Linked DNA regions of Mus musculus: region 2 is linked to region 1. The links are chromatin loops, found by intact Hi-C in ENCODE. Cell type or tissue: left cerebral cortex. All regions are shown on one strand. Each heading gives the region's core, and the rest is flanking DNA. Links, peaks and the distances in the headings are about the cores only. Region 1 overlaps Pacsin2 (protein kinase C and casein kinase substrate in neurons 2). Region 2 overlaps Pacsin2 (protein kinase C and casein kinase substrate in neurons 2).

Evidence for each region. A loop is a pair of places that touch in the nucleus more often than their neighbours do. Peaks named below come from ENCODE experiments on the same cell type or tissue, not always from the same donor. Only the 100,000 strongest peaks of a DNase experiment are listed, where the experiment ranks them.
Region 2: it touches region 1 in a loop (2.1-fold over the local background); 1 of 42 quality-filtered maps calls a loop at or near these places.

The regions. Positions count from the first base shown.
Region 1 is chr15:83,392,951-83,401,762 of GRCm38, forward strand. All of the region lies in intron 2 of Pacsin2 (protein kinase C and casein kinase substrate in neurons 2), which reads right to left. Among named protein-coding and RNA genes, the nearest start is that of Gm41368, 12 kb to the left of the region's middle. In left cerebral cortex, for the core only: no CTCF peak of the experiment used is centred there; DNase peaks (open chromatin) are centred at 5,418 and 5,679; H3K27ac peaks cover 308 bases.
Region 2 is chr15:83,446,412-83,455,223 of GRCm38, forward strand. All of the region lies in intron 1 of Pacsin2 (protein kinase C and casein kinase substrate in neurons 2), which reads right to left. Among named protein-coding and RNA genes, the nearest start is that of Pacsin2, 14 kb to the right of the region's middle. In left cerebral cortex, for the core only: no CTCF peak of the experiment used is centred there; DNase peaks (open chromatin) are centred at 4,334 and 5,449; H3K27ac peaks cover 512 bases.

The sequences.
Region 1 (8,812 bases), core at 2,718-7,717:
CTTTCCAGAAGACCAAGTTCAGTTCTCAGCTCTTATGTTAGGTGGCTCACAATTGACTAGCTACAGCTCCAGGAGGATCCCGTTTGGCCCCTGTGGGCACCTATACTACAGTACACAAGCCTACCTGCTTACCTACATATCTATCTACCTACCAACACACACACAAACACCAATACACACACATTTTTTTGAAAATCTGCAAGGGGCTTAATTTTAAAATCTTCTACTAAGTCCTAACCACCATGGTGAGAAAGACAGGGCTACTGCAAGGGTAGATGGGAAAAGGAACGCAAAAACACAATGGAGCACCCGGGGAGCTCTTTACACCATAGGCTAGCACACCGCAGAGAGAAAAATCTCAAGCTCAGGGCAGAGCAGGACGAAGGCTCTTACTGGATAAAATAGTGGAAGACAAGACTGTTCTCAACAACCAGGAGGTACTGAAGTCATTAGGAACCCATACACCTGAACCTTTGGTCCAACCAACAATTTGGTTTCAGGCTAATAACCTGTGTCCCAAGCAGACAGGAGACTATTCCCTGGAGAAAAACAGGGATGGGTGGCACAGTAACGGACTAGAAGGCAGATGTGTGGGTCAGAGTAGCCTCACCACAAACTAGAAACTGTTTATATAAATCGCAAATGCTTATACATGAAGCAGGGATAAACAGCTTCGGAAACACGACAATAAAATCTGTACCACTGCAGGGAGGTGAATGAGCAGGATCGGGAGAGAGAGAGGTGCAGAGCGGGACCTGCACTGCCTGGCCCACTGTACCTTGCTTGAGAAATGGCTCAGCCAGTCGTCCCCATAGGCACCTCTCTGGCCACTCAGACTCTGGGGAGTCCAACTGCCAGCACTGGCATCACCTGCACCCCTCCGCTGCCGGAACTTATTCCTCCAACCTGAGTCCTGGCAAATGCTCGAGCTAGGGGTCGCATGAACCCTTGCCAACAGAGAACCCATAGCCACAGATTCTCAGGCACGCTGGTCTTGGTCCTTAGCTGGACTAGACTCTCTTAGCCACAAGTGTCACACATCCTATCACTGTAAGCTGCATCACAATATTTGTGTTTTGCCAGGTAGGGAGTGACAGTCCCATTGTGACATACCACCTCATGCACTGTTACTGGGTGGGAATATTAGTGTTCCCATCTTATGAAGAGTTATGACCAACCATGACCCATAGGCTCCTCTGGGTCAATCAGGGAGGATAAGGGGCTGCAGAGCAGGGCCAGTGCCCATGCCTGTCTCCACTGTATCCCAGTGCAGTGTCATCCCAGGAAGCCCACATCTGTAAGCTACTAAGACAACTTGACACTTTACACTCATAATGAAGGCTCAAGAACCACACCTGCTCCCTCTCATCCCTGGAAGAGGAAAGCATCTGTCAGCAGAAGGCTGGCAACGTCCCTCCAGGCAAGTCCATGTTCTGGAACTCAAATGTCTGACCCAATACTGGCAGAGGATGTCTACAAGCTGCAGCACCTTCTCTGCTGGCTTGGAAGACGCAAGGAATGACGGACCAACAGGCTTTGGGGGTGTGCGCTTAAATTACAGCTCTGCAGGTGGTGACAGTAACTAACTAAAAGGCCCTCTGACTTTGTGTTCAAGCCCCTAGGTTCTCTTGGGCCTCTTTCTTCCACCACATTCCCGAGGAATAACACAAAGCATGTGGTGTAGACCGGTCTCTCCTCGGCGTTTCTGACTCTGGAGCTGGGGGGTGGGGTGAACACAGAGCACTTATGTGTCCGAGAGGTTCACACTGCAGCCTGGGCTCCTCCCACCAGCTGCACATCTCAGAAGTTGCATGATATGGATCTAAGTTCTTTTCTGGCTAGTTCTTCATCTTGTCCACCCAGGGAAGGAGGGAGAAGCAGCTTAGGTGAACTCCAGAGGCCCTGCAATGGTTCTGGAATCTTGAAATGAGCTGTGTCCGCCTCTGACACTAGCCAGCCAGCTCCAAGTAGACAGTGAGGCATTCCTAATTCTCAGCATCTGACATTCTGGCAACTCCTTCTTGCCACCCACAAATATTTAATAAACATCTCCTGTGTGCCAAGGGCTATGTAAGGCAGAGTGGCGTCAGTGTCACTACATTAGCCTGATGGGACTTCATGGCCAGGCGAATAACATAGTTTTGGAAAGGAACACTTCTCAGGTAGTCAGAGCTGGCCTGCAGACGTGAGGTAAGAGTGAAGGACCTCGGGCTCCTGGAAGGCTTGGGGCAGGAGGGCAGGATCCACACAGCATAAACCATGCACTGCACCACTCCTCTGACGTCTATACTGCAATTCAAGCCAGTGGACATCGGCTACACACAAAACAGTGTCATTACCCTCTGTCCTCCATGCCCATAGACTGGGCACCCATAACGTCATCTCAGAGTCTAATCTGGATGGTAGCTACATCTGGATTCTCATTCCACTTGAAAAGAGAGAAGGCTGAGAAGTTGCTAGGATTCTTCCCATCATAGATACTGAAGTAGCCTAGAGCCTTTTATTCACAAAGTTCTCAACCCTGGAAGCCTTCCTATCAACAGTCCAGAAGAATAAGCATGTTGGCAGATGGCAATTCTATTTTCTTAAGGTCACCATTGCTGTGATGAAACACCATGACCAAAACAACGTGGGGAGGAAAGAGTTTATTCCACTCCCAGTTCCACTTCACAGTTCAGAATCTAAAGCAGTTAGGACAGGAACTCAAACAGGAGCCTGGAGTCAGGAGCTGATGCAGACGCCAGGAAGCAGCACCGTGCTCTCCACGGCTTGCTCAGCCTGCTTTCTTACAGCACCCAGGACCACCTGCCCATGGATGGCACCATTCTCAATGGGCTAGGCCATCCTCCATCAATCACCAATTAAGAAAATGCCATCGTTACTGGGGTACCCTGTGACAAGACAGCAATGCGTATGATCAGTAAGGACACAGAGATAAGCTAGCAGCTACTCATGCTACTTCAGAACTCAGGGGTCTGACTTCTAGGGCATGCTCAGTGTGCCACACTTCTTACTTAGAAGCGCAATGTGCCAAAAAGACTGGTTGCCTGGTCATGACTGAATTTTCTCCTACAGTTCTGACCTCCATATCATTCTGCTTTCCTAAGAACAGAGCTTCCAAGTCAATGAGTGGACTATGCCAACCGATACATTACAACTAAAGAGATAATAACATAGGTAAATAGATTATAAGAATTATGAAAGCAAAGAGGGTATCTGGGTATGGGAGTAGTATCATTCCAATTTTTAGAATTTTATCTTGTTGGAGCCATTAACAAACAGCTGAGGACAAGGTCCTTTGCCCTCCACCTCTGCTAACAAGAGAGGCTTAGGTACCAATACCTAATCATTTTCAGCCCCGGCATTAGAGTCAGTGAAGTGAGGGAACACATGAGCAGGGTAGGTAGGTGCCTGCTGCCGACTTGTGGCTGCTCGGTTTCATCTGCTTTACTGCTGCTCCCCGCTGTCCGGGGTCTGTGAGCCGGGAGGGAGTAGAGGTGGGCTGCAGTCCGTTTTCTGGAAAAACACCAGGGAAACCTCTCCCAATGGTAAGTAGTGGCGCTTGTGATTGGCATTTTCCTGTTATTATGCCTTTCCAGGTCACCAAAGCTAACCTTGCAGGTCCTGACTCAGTGCCCAGTGTTTATGAGCTGTAGTATTTAAAATTCCCTTGTCTTTTTTTTTATTATTAATTTAAAGTAAGTAATGTCATGTTAATACGATGTTAAGGGCGAGCCTTATTCAGATCCACACCTCCCCCCTCTGCCAATCTGCTCTCTGGGTTGTTTGTGCGCACACTCCATTACTGTTTGGCCTTGGGATTATAAGAAATGTCATTAATGTATGCATTTTCATTGGCGACAAAACTGTTTAAAGCTGAAGGAGAGGTGAGCAGGGTCCCTCCTGCCCTCACAGAGCACTCTAGTGAGCAATGCTCCCAGAGATCTTCTCCCCCACCATCGGTGTGGCCATAAGGAGACTGAAGTGTCTACCATGACAGGAACATTCATGCTGACTGAACAAGGGGATATGCATGACATCCATTTGCCACAATGCCCCTGGGGATTGACCCTGCTAAAGGTCCTAAAAGGAGAAATGGGGCACAGACATTAGAGCCAAGCAAAAAAAATCTGTTCTGTTTGGAGGAGTTAGAGCAGGGGGAAAAAATGGTGCTTAAGGACTGTGCAGACTCCTGAAAGCAACCGTGCGCTCACTGCATCCTACCCCAGGAAGGCCACTAAAAGCTGAGACGGTTCAGCAGCAAGAGCGTTTCCTTTATTTAGCATTCTTGGAAGAGAATGATGGGCTCTGATAGTCCATATAAAGATAGAATCTTGTGCTGTTGCAATACAGCTTGCAAAGCTAAGGTATGAAAATCAAAGGAAGACACAATTTTAGTCTTTAGGAAAGCAGCAGGTAATCGAGGAATCAGATGAGCACAGTAAACAACTGTCACAAGTTAAGAGGCTGAAGACTGTCTTTTATGGCTTTGAGTGTAATTTTCAACTCTAAATGTTGTAGAGCTCTCCCTAGAGTGATTCAAAATTTAAACTCTTAGGTAGGGAGTACTATGTAAGCCATTCCTCCATGGGAACTGGCATCAGTGAATATTATATCCGGGCCAGGTATAGGGTTTGAACTAACAGGAAAAAAGCTCTTTCTGGTGATTTGTCTTAAAACTTAAATGGGCTTCCCTGGAGGGTAGTGATTATCCAGTCTTCCTGGAAAGCCAAAAATACTAGCTTGAAACAAAGAATGATTGCTGTAAATTAATGACTGTTAAGTCTTATAATACTTTCCACTTTCCTTTACTTTTTTTTTTTTTTTTTTTTGAATGACAAAAATAGGGAGTATGTCTCAGGTGTTTCTGGTCTTCTAATTCCTGAACACGCTGCAGTTGCTCTTTAAAGGCCACTGCTCCACCAAACAAGTTCATCGGTTTTCAAATGAATTTTTATGGGCTCAGGAAGTGACTCCTAATTAGACTTTAGGGCTGCCGCAAGAGCTTCTGCAACAACAATGGCTGTGTATGTCTGAGTCCCTATTTTTTGACATGCCAGGATCCAATCATCCATTACTTGAGAGAAGGGAAAAAAAGAATAGAGGGGAAAGGGGGTGATGTTATCTTTAGACTACTTCCTGATGATTAGGGATGTCGAGTTCCTAGAGGCAAGTTTGATCTTTGCTGTCAGGATATCTAATTTCTTCTTGTTGTTTCTTCTTTGTGCATGACTACTTAACAAACTGTGACCAATAGCAACCAACCAGCAACCCCAATTTGGGCCCTAGCATTTATATATCTTCTGAAAAAAGTCCCCAGAATTCCATAGTCACACAATCAGAAACAATCTGCAGCTGGCATCACTCCTCTGGTAGAGAATGAGGGAAACCACAGTCAGGTGCTGCAGACAGTCTGAAGCAGCCCCACATCCTACACCTGGGATTAAAGTGAAAATATAGATAGTATTTCTGTGTTTTTTAAAGAAAATAAAATTCTCACTACGGCCCGAAACTGCTGAATATTTCAAGGTCATGCGGATAATGTCTAAATGTCTTTGCTGGGTAGAATTTAATTTCACTGGAAAAGGAGAGACTTTGGGTTGCTCATTTGGCCAGCAATCATCATGACTAGCACAAAGCCATGAAAAAGGATCTAAATGTGGCAGCTGAGATTCGTCACTTTTTTTTAGGCTACAGCGTTCAAGCAGTGCACTCAAGGAAGGATATAAGGAAGAGTGCCGAGGACTTCTTGCTGCAAGTGTCCTCTTTTGTGGCAAAAATTCCTACTAGTGCCATCTTGATTTCTTCTTAGTTGTTTTTAATCACTGACCTTATCTTTATCTCGGAAAGTCTACAGTGCTTTACTGCAGCCCTCCCCCAGGCACCCAATTACGGCTGTAATAATAGGCTAGAAAGGTTCAGGCAAGGAAGCCGGATCTTCTTTTTTTCCTCAATGCATTATTCAAAGCTCTAAATCAAAACTACAGGAAACCAAAGATTTATCTGTAGGATCTCAGACCAAAACTTCTCTACTCAGGCATGTGTACTTTAATTCCTTTCTCTTTTAGCAGGCACTTTACCACCTGCATTTGAGTTGCTCTTTGACCCAAAGCCAAATTAACCATTCTGCGCCCAGTTTTGCTTTTTAAACCAGGGGATCCCGTTACCCTATGTACTCATGTCTCCCAAACTGCTTTTGTTTCCAGGGCATCTCCTCAAAGACAGCAATGACCATGGGTCAGTAAAAGGTGCAGAGATAAGCTCTCCAGAGATGGTTTCAGGGGACAGCATGGGCTTTATTAAACGTGAGCCACTTATAGAGAGGAAGCCTATGTATGACTGTGATTGCTTAGCACATCACTCAGATCAGATAGTGAGTACTCAGACCACCAGGAAGAAACACAGTAAAGGAGATGTGAAGAGTGCGGACTCCTCCATCCACAAGCCGGCTACTGGCTACTCATGCTACTGCAGAGTTCAGTGGTCTGACCTCTGGGCATGGTATACCACACTTCTCATTTAGAAGCTCAGTGTGCAAGAAAATACATACAGCCCAATCTTATGGAGGCATTCTTAAGGATTCTTAAGATTCCCCCTCTCCGATGATTTTAGCTTGTGTCTAGGTGACATAAAACTAGCCAGCACATCCATGAGGAGCAACCCACTCCTCAGCTTCCATACTGCAAGAAGGCAAATGAGAGCACAAGCCAGGAGGAGGGCTTTGCTGACCCCTTGCTGCAGCCTACAAAATCTTTGGCGACATCCAGGGCTTGACTATTTTATCACAAGCCCACAGTATCTCAGTAAGGCTTGAAGGACTGCAGAATAGTCTAGTCTTTCTTCCCAAGACTACAACCTGTAGCACCCACTCCCTATCACAGATGCAACATTGTATTCACACCTTCAGGGGAACCTCTGCTGAAGTGCAGGGCCTCCATCTCAGCAACTTCCTATGACCATCAAACCCCTACTCTGACCCTTCCAACAGGAATGAGCCCTCTGCTTCTTTTGCTCCCATCCTCTACTGATCTTTGGGTTTCTAACTTGGTAGCACTTGTGTTTTAAGAAACCAAACTAAGGGGTACCTGGAGACTTCACACCCATGTCTAGCTTTTCAGGGGTCAGATGGTGCTCTCTCATTCTCATTTCTACAGGGTCCTGATGATCTCACAGGGAACTTTCTTGTGGCACATGGGTAGGTGTTCCCAGGACCCACCAGCTTGCATCACACCTCACTGGGCCTCCTGTCTGCATGGGATGATGCTCTCTCCTTAACCTGCAGCGCCCTAAGATGGCCCGTGGCTGAACTTACGCATTTGCTGGAGCAGCAACTGCTGTACAGCAGGCAGCCTCTGTGCCAGCATGGCTCTCCACAAAGCCTGGTTCCCCCATCCCAAATCCAGATGTGCAGTTCCAGCCCCACAATTCTGCCATCCTCTGTTCCTGGAACTGGTTGTCAGAGGAAGGGCAAGAAAATGGGGCTCACCACTCAGCAAAGAGAAGAAAGCAATTTACTGTTCAGCAAAGGAGAGGGAAGGAAATGGGGTTTACTGCTCAGCAAAGGGAAGAAAGGAAATGGGGTTTGTTGCCCGGTAGAGGAATCCCTTGTCCTCTGATTGTTTAAAAGTGCAAACACCAGTGAACAAACTTAAAGATAACCAAATTATCAATCTTTACTCAATTATTCAAACTGACAACCTTAAAAATGAGTAATGTGGAACCCCTAAACTCTTAATTGTTGGATCCTAATTCTAAAAAAGCAGAATACATGATATAAGAAGGGAAAGATGTATTTAAACAATCACAGCCTTCTCGCTTGGAACCCAGGACAGAAAAGTGCTAGTGAAGTCTGACGCTCTGCTATCTTTTCAAACCTGATCACTAGGTTTCCTGTAACAGCAGGTGACAGTTTTTCAGACACGGTAACTCAGCAAACACCTGGACTGCACACTCCCCTTCTCCTCCCCTGGAGCCTCCTGTGTCAGAAGGCATCCACACTGTGCTGAAGACCCCATTCCAGCTCATCTTGCAGCCTCTCTTGGGGCCAGTATTAGCCCTCTGTTATAAAGACGCTGATGCTCAGGGAAAGTAGGCAAGTGCCCAAGGTCACATAGCTGTCAGTGCATAGCTGGGGTCAAAGCTGGCACGCCATCTGGCTTCAAGCTCAGTCCTCCTCACTCTGTCCCATGCGGCCCAGAATGGAAACAAAGTTGCAGAGTTCTTTCCATGAGGGTAAAATATGGTTAAGAGTTTACTTTCATGGCTGGAGTCAAAACTCAAGTGTCAGGACTCCTGCCTGGCATGCAGGAGGTGCAGGGTTCCATTCCTAGTGCCACTACCACCAACCGGCTTTTCTTTAGTAGACAGGAAAAATAAGTGGGGTGAGGGAGAATAACTTCTAAAAACAAAGCTAGTCACAAGATAATTTCATCAGGAAGGGAGTTCCCAGGATACAGGCTGCAGGCAGGCAGATGCTCTATCAAGATCCAGGCCCTTTGTACAGTCCTCTGGTAGCTTGCCTGCACTCTACAAAATGTCATATCATGGCCACTCATGTAAAAGCTGTCTGTGAGACTGAGCCGGGATGCCACTGTGTGTTGTTGCCCATTGGGCTAGACACCCAAGAAAGAGCACAACCAAGAACATTAGAGTACAAACCATCAATTCCGTTAATAAACACCCCTTGGCCTGGGAGATCAGACAATCCGGGTGAGTGAGCCCCCACCTCTACTGAAGATTAAAACATCCCAGCACTCCCTAAGACCCAGTGCCCTAGTCTCTTCCACAACCCATCTGACGGCAGGTGCCCAGC
Region 2 (8,812 bases), core at 2,052-7,051, 53 kb after region 1:
CTTTATAACTTGCTACCCTATGACAGGGCCCTGCCATCAGGGGCTAAAGACATTACATGAAGCACAGGAAATAAAAAGCAGCCAAGAACACAAAGACACCCAAATGCCCAGAACCACAAGTCCCAGACCAATGAGAAAAATTTCCCTTAAAATTCAGAGAACACTTTAGTAAATGGTCCTGAAACAACTAGCTCTTGTTTCAGGGACACAGGCCTTCTATACATCTCCCACCATAAACACAAGTGGCTCAAATGGATCACAGCCCAGCTGTAAAACCCAGACCTGTAAGACCTGGACAAAATGTTCATGACCCTGAATTAAGCAAAGATTTTACATCTGAAACTTAGCCTAAGATACACAAACCTGCAAACATCCTCTTCATCAAGTCCTAAGTGTCTACATTTTAAGGCAAGCAGACAGGACAATGGCTTCCTACCTGGAGGTGGAAGAGGGAAGTGGTAAGTGGAGGGCTACAGAACGGCAGAGGAGAGCTACTGACTGGTGGGAACGACGGCAACAGTGTCTGCACATGCCAAACATTATCAAGCTCTCCACTCGAAAGGCAGCAGAGTACAGTGCGTTAGTTATTATTGCTCGGTGTTTGAAATCTGGGGGAACACCACAAAGCCCTAACCTTTTACACTGTCAAATAACAACACTCTTCACAAGCCAGCCACTCACCTGTAATCCCAGCACTCGGGGAGTTCAAGGTCATCCTCAGCTACACAAGTTCCAGGCCAGCCTGAATTGAGTGAGACCAATCTCAACAAACAAGCAACAACAATAAAAAGAACACTGCTTGCTCTACCGCCACTGACAAAAGGCTCGCTCTCTCTCTCTCTCTCTCTCTCTTTCTTTTTCAGTTTTTCAAGACTGTATTTCTGTAACAGCCCTGGCTGTCCTAGAACTCCCTTTGCAGACCAGAGATCCGCCTACCTCTGCCTCCTGAGAGCTGGAATTACAGACCTATGCCACCATGCCCAGCTGTCTCTACTTATTCCAAACAATGCAATTACTCAGATTTTTTTTTATAGAGTCACAAACATCACTAAAAAACGTTTACAAGTAATACAGCTACCTCTGGGTGTTTGTTTATAAATATTTTGGTGACTGTGAGCAGCACTCTAGGTACTATCCAGACCCTACACTGCCCTCCCTCCTTACACTCTACTCCAACTGGGATTTCAAGAAAGGGAGGGGAGGGGAGAAGGGGGAAGGGAGAGAGAGGGGGAAATGAAAGGAAAGGAGGAAGGAAGAGAGGAAAAACAAACCACTGGTTTCCACTTTCACTCACACAGAACCCTTCCACGGCGCACTGAAGAATCCACCATCATTTCCACACTGGTGAGGACTCAGTTTATGGTCACTTTCCAGGACCCTGGTCAGAAATGCACAGCTCACACCTTGCAAGCTCACCTGGGTAACCACCAATTCCTCCTGGAGAGGCAGCCTCAGAAATGGCCACATGGACCATAGGACAGAGACTTCCCTCCCCGGCAGAAGGCAAGAGCTGAGCAGTGACAAAATGCAAATATTTAAAGAACTCGCAGCTGCGGATGCCAGCAGGGTAACAGCTTGCAAACTTCCAGTCAGAATGACTGTTATATCTGGGGCTGAGTCACGGTTGTGAACACTGTTACCCACTTCCATCCTTCACAGAGGAGAGATGATTTTAAAAACAGCTTCCAGAAAGTTACCCAGTCACAACAAGAAAACAACCCTGGAGAAAAGCCAGTGTGTGGCCAAAGCCCTGCAGCCAAGAAAGGGATACTACACCGTCCACAAGAAGAGACTATGCAAGTCTGTAAACAGCAAACAGGTGTACAGGCATCATCAAGTGCTGAAGTCCACCTCACAGAGGACTGGATCATGGCTCACACATTCTCCCTTTGATATGACAACTCCTCATTACAACACTTCCAGAGAGGAGGCTTGGCACTTTGCCTATCCTCAGCTTCTTCATTTGTCCTGAGGATGAACACACTGGACAAAGAAAAGAAGGGGATCTGGCACGTCGGCCTCAGCAAACACTGACCTGAAAATGACTGTGACATCAGTGAATGGACAGTGAAACAGACAACAGTGAAAGGCAAGTCGGGGACGGTGTGATGGTCACACCCGCAACCCCAGCACTTGGGAGCCTGAAACATGAGGACCACTCTAGTCTAAAGCGATCCCTTAGGAAGAACAGGAGAAAACAAGACCCTTTAATGGTCCAACCTGGGAAGGTGGGGTTTGGACGCTGCTGGGTTTTAGGAGAGGTTGAATCCCTCCCCAGGTTGGCAGAAGCCTTGCCTGATCTGACAGGTAGGCAGATTTCTCCAGTCTGCACTTCATGAACAGCCAGGGAGGAGATCTCAAAGCAGCCAGCCCTGGGCACAGTGCCACCCTCCATAGTGAGGTAGATACCCACAGACACAGCGTCAGTGGACAGGGGTGTGGTACACTTAGTGACTTTGCAAATGACACTTTCTCAAAGCTTTAAGGGCACGGAATTAAACAAAAATACAGCTAGCTTAAGAGGTAAATCACATGGTTCATGAACAAACTTCATGCTGGGATTCAGATCCGGGACAAACAGCCGTGGTGCATATTTAACATACCAAAGTGGACCTGGCCTCTAGGTTCTCCAGCATCCCTCTGTCCCTACCTGTTACAGGGCATGGCTGGCATACCCTCCCCCAGACCTACCTACCTACCCCTCCCTCCCTTCCCTCTCTTTCCTCCTCCCTCCCTCCCCCCCTACATTTTTTCTTTCCCTTCTTGCTCACACTCTTTCTTTCTCTTCCCTTTCCCCTGCCCCACCCCCACCCCAAGACAACTTCCCTGGCCCCTTTCTTGGGACCAATAAACCATCCTGTTTTAGGGTTCTACTGCTTTGAAGAGACACCATGACCCACGAAACTCTTTTTTTTTTTTTTTTTTTTTTTTTGGTTTTTCGAGACAGGGTTTCTCTGTATATCCCTGGCTGTCCTGGAACTCACTTTGTAGACCAGGCTGGCCTCTGGCCTCGAACTCAGAAATCCGCCTGCCTCTGCCTCCCGAGTGCTGGGATTAAAGGCGTGCACCACCACACCCACGAAACTCTTATAAAGGCAAACATTTAACTGGGGTGGCCTTACAGTCTCAGAGGTTTAGTTATCATCATAGTGGGAAGCATGAAAGTATCCAGGCAGACATGGTGCTGGAGAAGGAGCTGAGAGTTCTACATCTTGATCCGGAGGCAACCAAGAGGGGACACTCTTTCTTCTGCACTGGTGGAGCTTGAACATAGGAAACCTTAAAGCCCACCAACACAGTGCACACTTCCTTCAACAAGACCACACTTCCTAACAGTGCCACTTCCCATCAGCCAAGCATATTCAAACTACCACACTGCCTAAGAGCGACTTCCCAATAAGCTTGCCTATATATACTTGAATTTGGTTTGAGTTGTGTAGAAGTAGCTTATCACGTCAACCCTCACAGATTCATCCTACACTGGACAGAGCGGACAGGCCCAGAGAATAACAGGAACTTCTTTTGCAGGTAACACAGCCTCTGAAGGGCAGAAACTACTATGGAAGCTGCCATGTTTATTTATTTAAATTCATAATGCTTTAAATATATAATTTTATGTGTTGGGCTATATTATTCAGTTATCCTCACCCACATGCCACATACAGCCCACAGCCAAGGGCTGGACACAGCTGATACAACCTGTAACTGTTGGGCACAGTCCTGAGGGGCCAAAGTCTTGGTAGTCACTTGGCCACTGGGAGCCATTACAATACAGAGTCAGAACCTCCCTCCCCCTGTGTGCTCCACTGTGGAATCACACACAGGCAGTGGTGCATGAAATGTGGTACAACAGCCGTTTACCCGATCATGCAACAGTTGCCCACTTTTAAAGGTGAAATGGGGAGAGGTGACTTAGCAGTTAAGAGAGCTGACTGTTCTTGAAGAGGATCTGGGTTTGGTTTGCAGTATCCACAATCAGGCAGCTCACAACTGCCTCTTACTCCAGTTCCAGGAGGCCCACAGCCCTCTTCTGGCCTCCTTGGGCACTTGCACAAATGCCATGCATATAAACTCACACAGGCGCGCGTGCGCGCGTACACACACACACACACACACACACACACACACACACACACGAACACAATATACAAGTAAAAAGTCGATCCCAGAACAAACAGCAGAGCCAAGGCAAAGTCAGAGCAATCTAAGAGCCGAGCATCCTCAGGAGGTGCCACACACGCCTACACCCAAAGCACCCTCTATAGCAAGATCCAAACGCAGAGCCAGCTGTTAGCGCCTTGAAAACTCGGCCTCCAGCAGCAGACTGAGCAGGTGGAGAGTAAGGTCTGCGGCCTCTGCAGATCCTGTCAGGACTGGCAATCTGCAAACTCCATTCCTAAAAGGGAATCCCTACAGTCCCTAGTAGGCTAAGTTTATACTCTCTGCAGCCAGTCACACAGCAACTATGAAGCTTTTGGAAGGCAGGGTTATGAGAAGTTCCTCCACACTCATAAGATAGAACACATGCTATTTTAAATTATTTCTAAATGTCATGAACCTGGATGTTCCCAGCAGAAGTAGAAGACAGAGCCGCTCAGGTCCAAACCAGTGATTCTGGAAATGAACACAAGAAGTTCTTCAGGGAAGGTGGGCTAGGTGAGCCAGAGAGAGGTGATAAATAGCTCTCAGCTCCTGCTTCCACCAAGCAACTTCAGATCTACACTTACAAAAGCAAGAAGATCTTCAAAGGGCTATCAAAGGTGCTCGGCAGGTAAAGGCTCTTGCTGCCAACCCTGATGACTTAAGACCCAAGCAAGGACCAACTCCTGCAGGCTGCCCTGTGATGTCCACATGTGAGTCATGGCACACCTCTACCCACACACATGCACAAATAAGTAAATGCCAAAAACAAAACAATAACAAAAAGACTTTAAAGACAAGATAATAAACGGTAATTCCACAGCGACTACAAACGGTAGATTCCTGCGACCTCATCACATTCATGTCCCTATTACATAGTCAGGTGCACCTTCTGGCCCTGTTCCTTTGCAGAGCCAGCCTTTAGGCCCAGGTGTAAGAAACATAAGCAACTTGATGGAACAGCAGAAGCTGGGCCCCAGTGCAGAGCAAAGCCCGGGACAGGAGCTAATGTAGGACTGGGTCAGGCCTGTCCCATGCCATGCTATCCTGATGAGCTGGGACATCTGAGCAGGGATTTCTCAAGGAAATAAAATGAACTGTGCAGAGAGCCACAGGGAGCGCCCGCCATCGGGGCTTGGCACTGGCCATCCAGTCTGGCTGAAAATCTCCCACCCAGCTCCTGCAGGAGCCTTTGCCACACACAAGCAAAGTTCAGCCAGTTGCTAAGGCAACAATGACTCAGACATGTTTAGGCATCTGCAGAAACGAAGCCAAAGTACAATTTCCACACTTGTGATAAAAACACAGGCTGCCAAGTACACAGCCAACCATTACTCTAAAATTTGGTCTTATTGACAGAATAAACAGGGGTGGGGAAGGGAAGCAGGAAGCTCCTAGTGCCTAGCAGAGCCAACCGTCAGGCTAATCCCAGAGTGCTGGCACTAAACCCAGCTTGTGTCAGGGAACAAAATGCCTCTTATGCTCCTGTGCTGTCTGAGATGGTTTCCTCTTATTTCTACCTCCATGTGGAGTAAAGTCTTCTGCTTTGGTTCAGCTGTGAACCAGCTTTTCGTAGAAGAGGAACTAAGAATCCGAGCTTTGCCCATGGTGAGGCAAGATAAGTGAAGGGGAAAGAGCTTCTAGGGGAGGGATAGATGTGGGAGACACAGCAAGTGTGCAAGGTAAGAGCAGAGGTGGGCTAGCCTGGCCATGACCCCGGTACCACCAGACACCATCCTATCCATTCATGAGTCTGCACGTGCACGTGCGCAAACACACACCTTGTCCTTTGCAAACCCTGAGAAATGAGCAACCAAGAAAACAGGACTCTGCTCAGTCTTCTATAGGGCAGTAAAAGGTGAGAAGGTCAGGCAGCCAATGGGAAGGGACAGAATGAGTTATATAACAATAGTAGAGTGCCTGTCTATAACAGCAGTGAAGAGAAGCCGAAGATTCTATGAGAACTGCAACCCCAACCCACTGAGGCAAAGTCCAAAGGCTCACTTGACCTCAGGCTACCATGATCTTTGAACGATCCCAATGCCAACAGCCTTGCACAGTCCTTCCTAATTTACACACTGCAAACGTGGAAAGCAAACCAGGACAAACCCTGTCAGCTACTGTGGTTCTGAGCAGCCTGACAACTTACATACAGCCTTGGGGAAGAGGACCATTTACTCAAGTCTCTAGTAACAAGTAGAAGGGGCAGCAGGATGGCTCAAGTACTCTTTTTCACACTTGCTTGCTTGCTTGATTGATCGCTCCCTCCCTCCCTCCCTCCCTCCCTCCCTCCCTCCACACTCTCCCCGCCCTACCAGGTGCTGGAAACTGAACCCAAGGCCTGAGCTTGCTCTGCAGGAGCTGTATCCGGAGTGAGGTAAGGACTTGTTCTTCCTCATGAAGGAATAGCATCCCTGCAAGGAGCATCCACTCAGGTTAGGAAGGGAATGGGACTCAAGAAAGCCTCATGAGAGTCTCTCTCGGATACTGATAACTTCCAAAGACCAAGAGACAGTTTAGGAAGAATTCCCCAGAGTTTTCTTTTATCTAAAATACTAGAAATCAGACTTAACAAGAATTCAAACAAGTTTCAAAACCCTCTAAAGTGTGTTCAAGCTTTAAAGCCATTTGTGGGAATTTCTCCTCAGAGAGGGATGGGAAGGGGAGGGAGGGGAAGGGAGGGAGGAGGGGAAGGAGAAGAGAAAACTCAAGTACAAATTTATCTAATTAGAAAAACAGTGGAAATAACCTAACATGCCCAGCACCAAGAAATGTTTCAATCTCAGACAGTCACCAAGGTAACCCTGGACATCATTTAAGGGGCTGGGGGTGTATGTAGCTTGGCAGACCCTAGGGCTGATCAACGCCTGAAAAGGAAGAAGGAACTTCAACAGAAATACAGAATGAGGACATTTAGGTCAGACATGGTGACATAGGAAAAAATCCCCCCCACCACACACACACACAAAGACATGGGCCATTTAAATTCTACATTCTAGATGGTACAGCAGGAAAGGGCGCTTGTTCCCAAGATTCTAAGAGGATTAGCAGGTAAGGTCACTTGTTCTCAAGCCTGAAAACAGAAATTTGAGACCTAGGACCAACATGTAATAAACAAATAAACAAAAACTGTTTTTTGCAAGTTGCCCTCTGATCTCCACATGACACACACGCACGCACCATAAACACATTGAGGTGGGAAATATAATTTTTTAATATTAAATCATATGGCACAAAACTGGTCATTAGCACAAGCTTAAAACCCATCTATCTGAGCAAGGGGTGACGGCACGGCCGGCCAACCCAGCGTTTGGGGGCTAAGCAGCAGGATCTGAGGCTACCCAGAGCTACTCAGTGAAACCCTGTGTCTACAGAACAAAGCAATCAGAGCAGCTGCTCTCAGGGACCTACCCTAACAATCCTCACTAACTGCCACAAGGCAACAAAGTGAGTCTCCCTCAGCTGCCTCTTCAAGGACACTGGAGGATGGGAGCAACAGCACCCACCAGGCCTCTGGAACTGAGAGCCCTGTTCCTCCACCCTCTGACCTCATCAACTGGAAGAGAAGCATGAGGGTGACCTAGTCCGTCTGACCACACTCCAGCCTGGCAGCTTTTGCCAGCTCCCTTCCAACACTTATAAACTCCCTGCTCTATAAACTGCAAATGTTCAATTCTCATAATTGGGTTAGTTGTGAACGCGGCTTCTACCTTAAACAAGAGACACATAACTTGCCCATTTATGTGTTCCTCAGAAACAGAAAAGGAAAGGGAATTTTAAAGATCTTTTTTTAAAATTAAGAGCAAGTGACTCAGAATCTACTTTCTCAAGATGGCAAGATAAAGGGCCACTGGTGTGGGCTTCAGGGTCAACTCGGACAGCAACCCTCTGAAGGTCATTTCTGTGACCTTGATTACTCCTGGACAAAGTGGAGTTAACACCAACTGGTTATAAGAACTCAATGAGCAGAAATGTAAATGCCCATGATCCCTCAGAAAATCCAGAACACAGTGCACCCCATGACCACTGGTTCCACCACCATCCATGCCAATCTTCCCATGGCACATGACCAGCCTCCTTATCTGATAACATATTTGCTGGTACTGAGGTCACGAGTACTTAATTAAAAACATCATCACATTCAAGCTAACTGGTGCCCAGGCAAGCCAGCTTCAACAAATCGTCGAGCTATAAAATCCACTAATAGCGGGCTTGAAGGTCTGCGTGGGAAGAGAGCCTGACCACAATTCACGATCTTGGTACACTCAGTTAGAGACAGCATAATTTGATATAATGAAACACATAGTTTGAAGTATGAAAGTGTTCACAAACTACAATTTGAGCATCATTTTAAAATAATAAAATTTGATTTCATTCAAGAGACAACTTAGAAAACTAGTCACAGCTGATTCTAGATACCATAGACTATGCTGCAGGCCTTGTGCCTGCCTACCCCTCACGTGAGGTCTCCATCAGTGGCCTCTGGAAAGCCTCTGACACTTCCAATTCTACATCTTTTTCTCTTTCTTCTGAACCATGAACAAAGGAAAACAACACAGCTGCTCTGAAAACGAAATGAAAGCTACAGGAAAGACCATGGTCAACTGCAAATACCTGCACAGCCAAGTTACAGCAATACACACGTGCCTTAATTATAACACCAACTAGAACT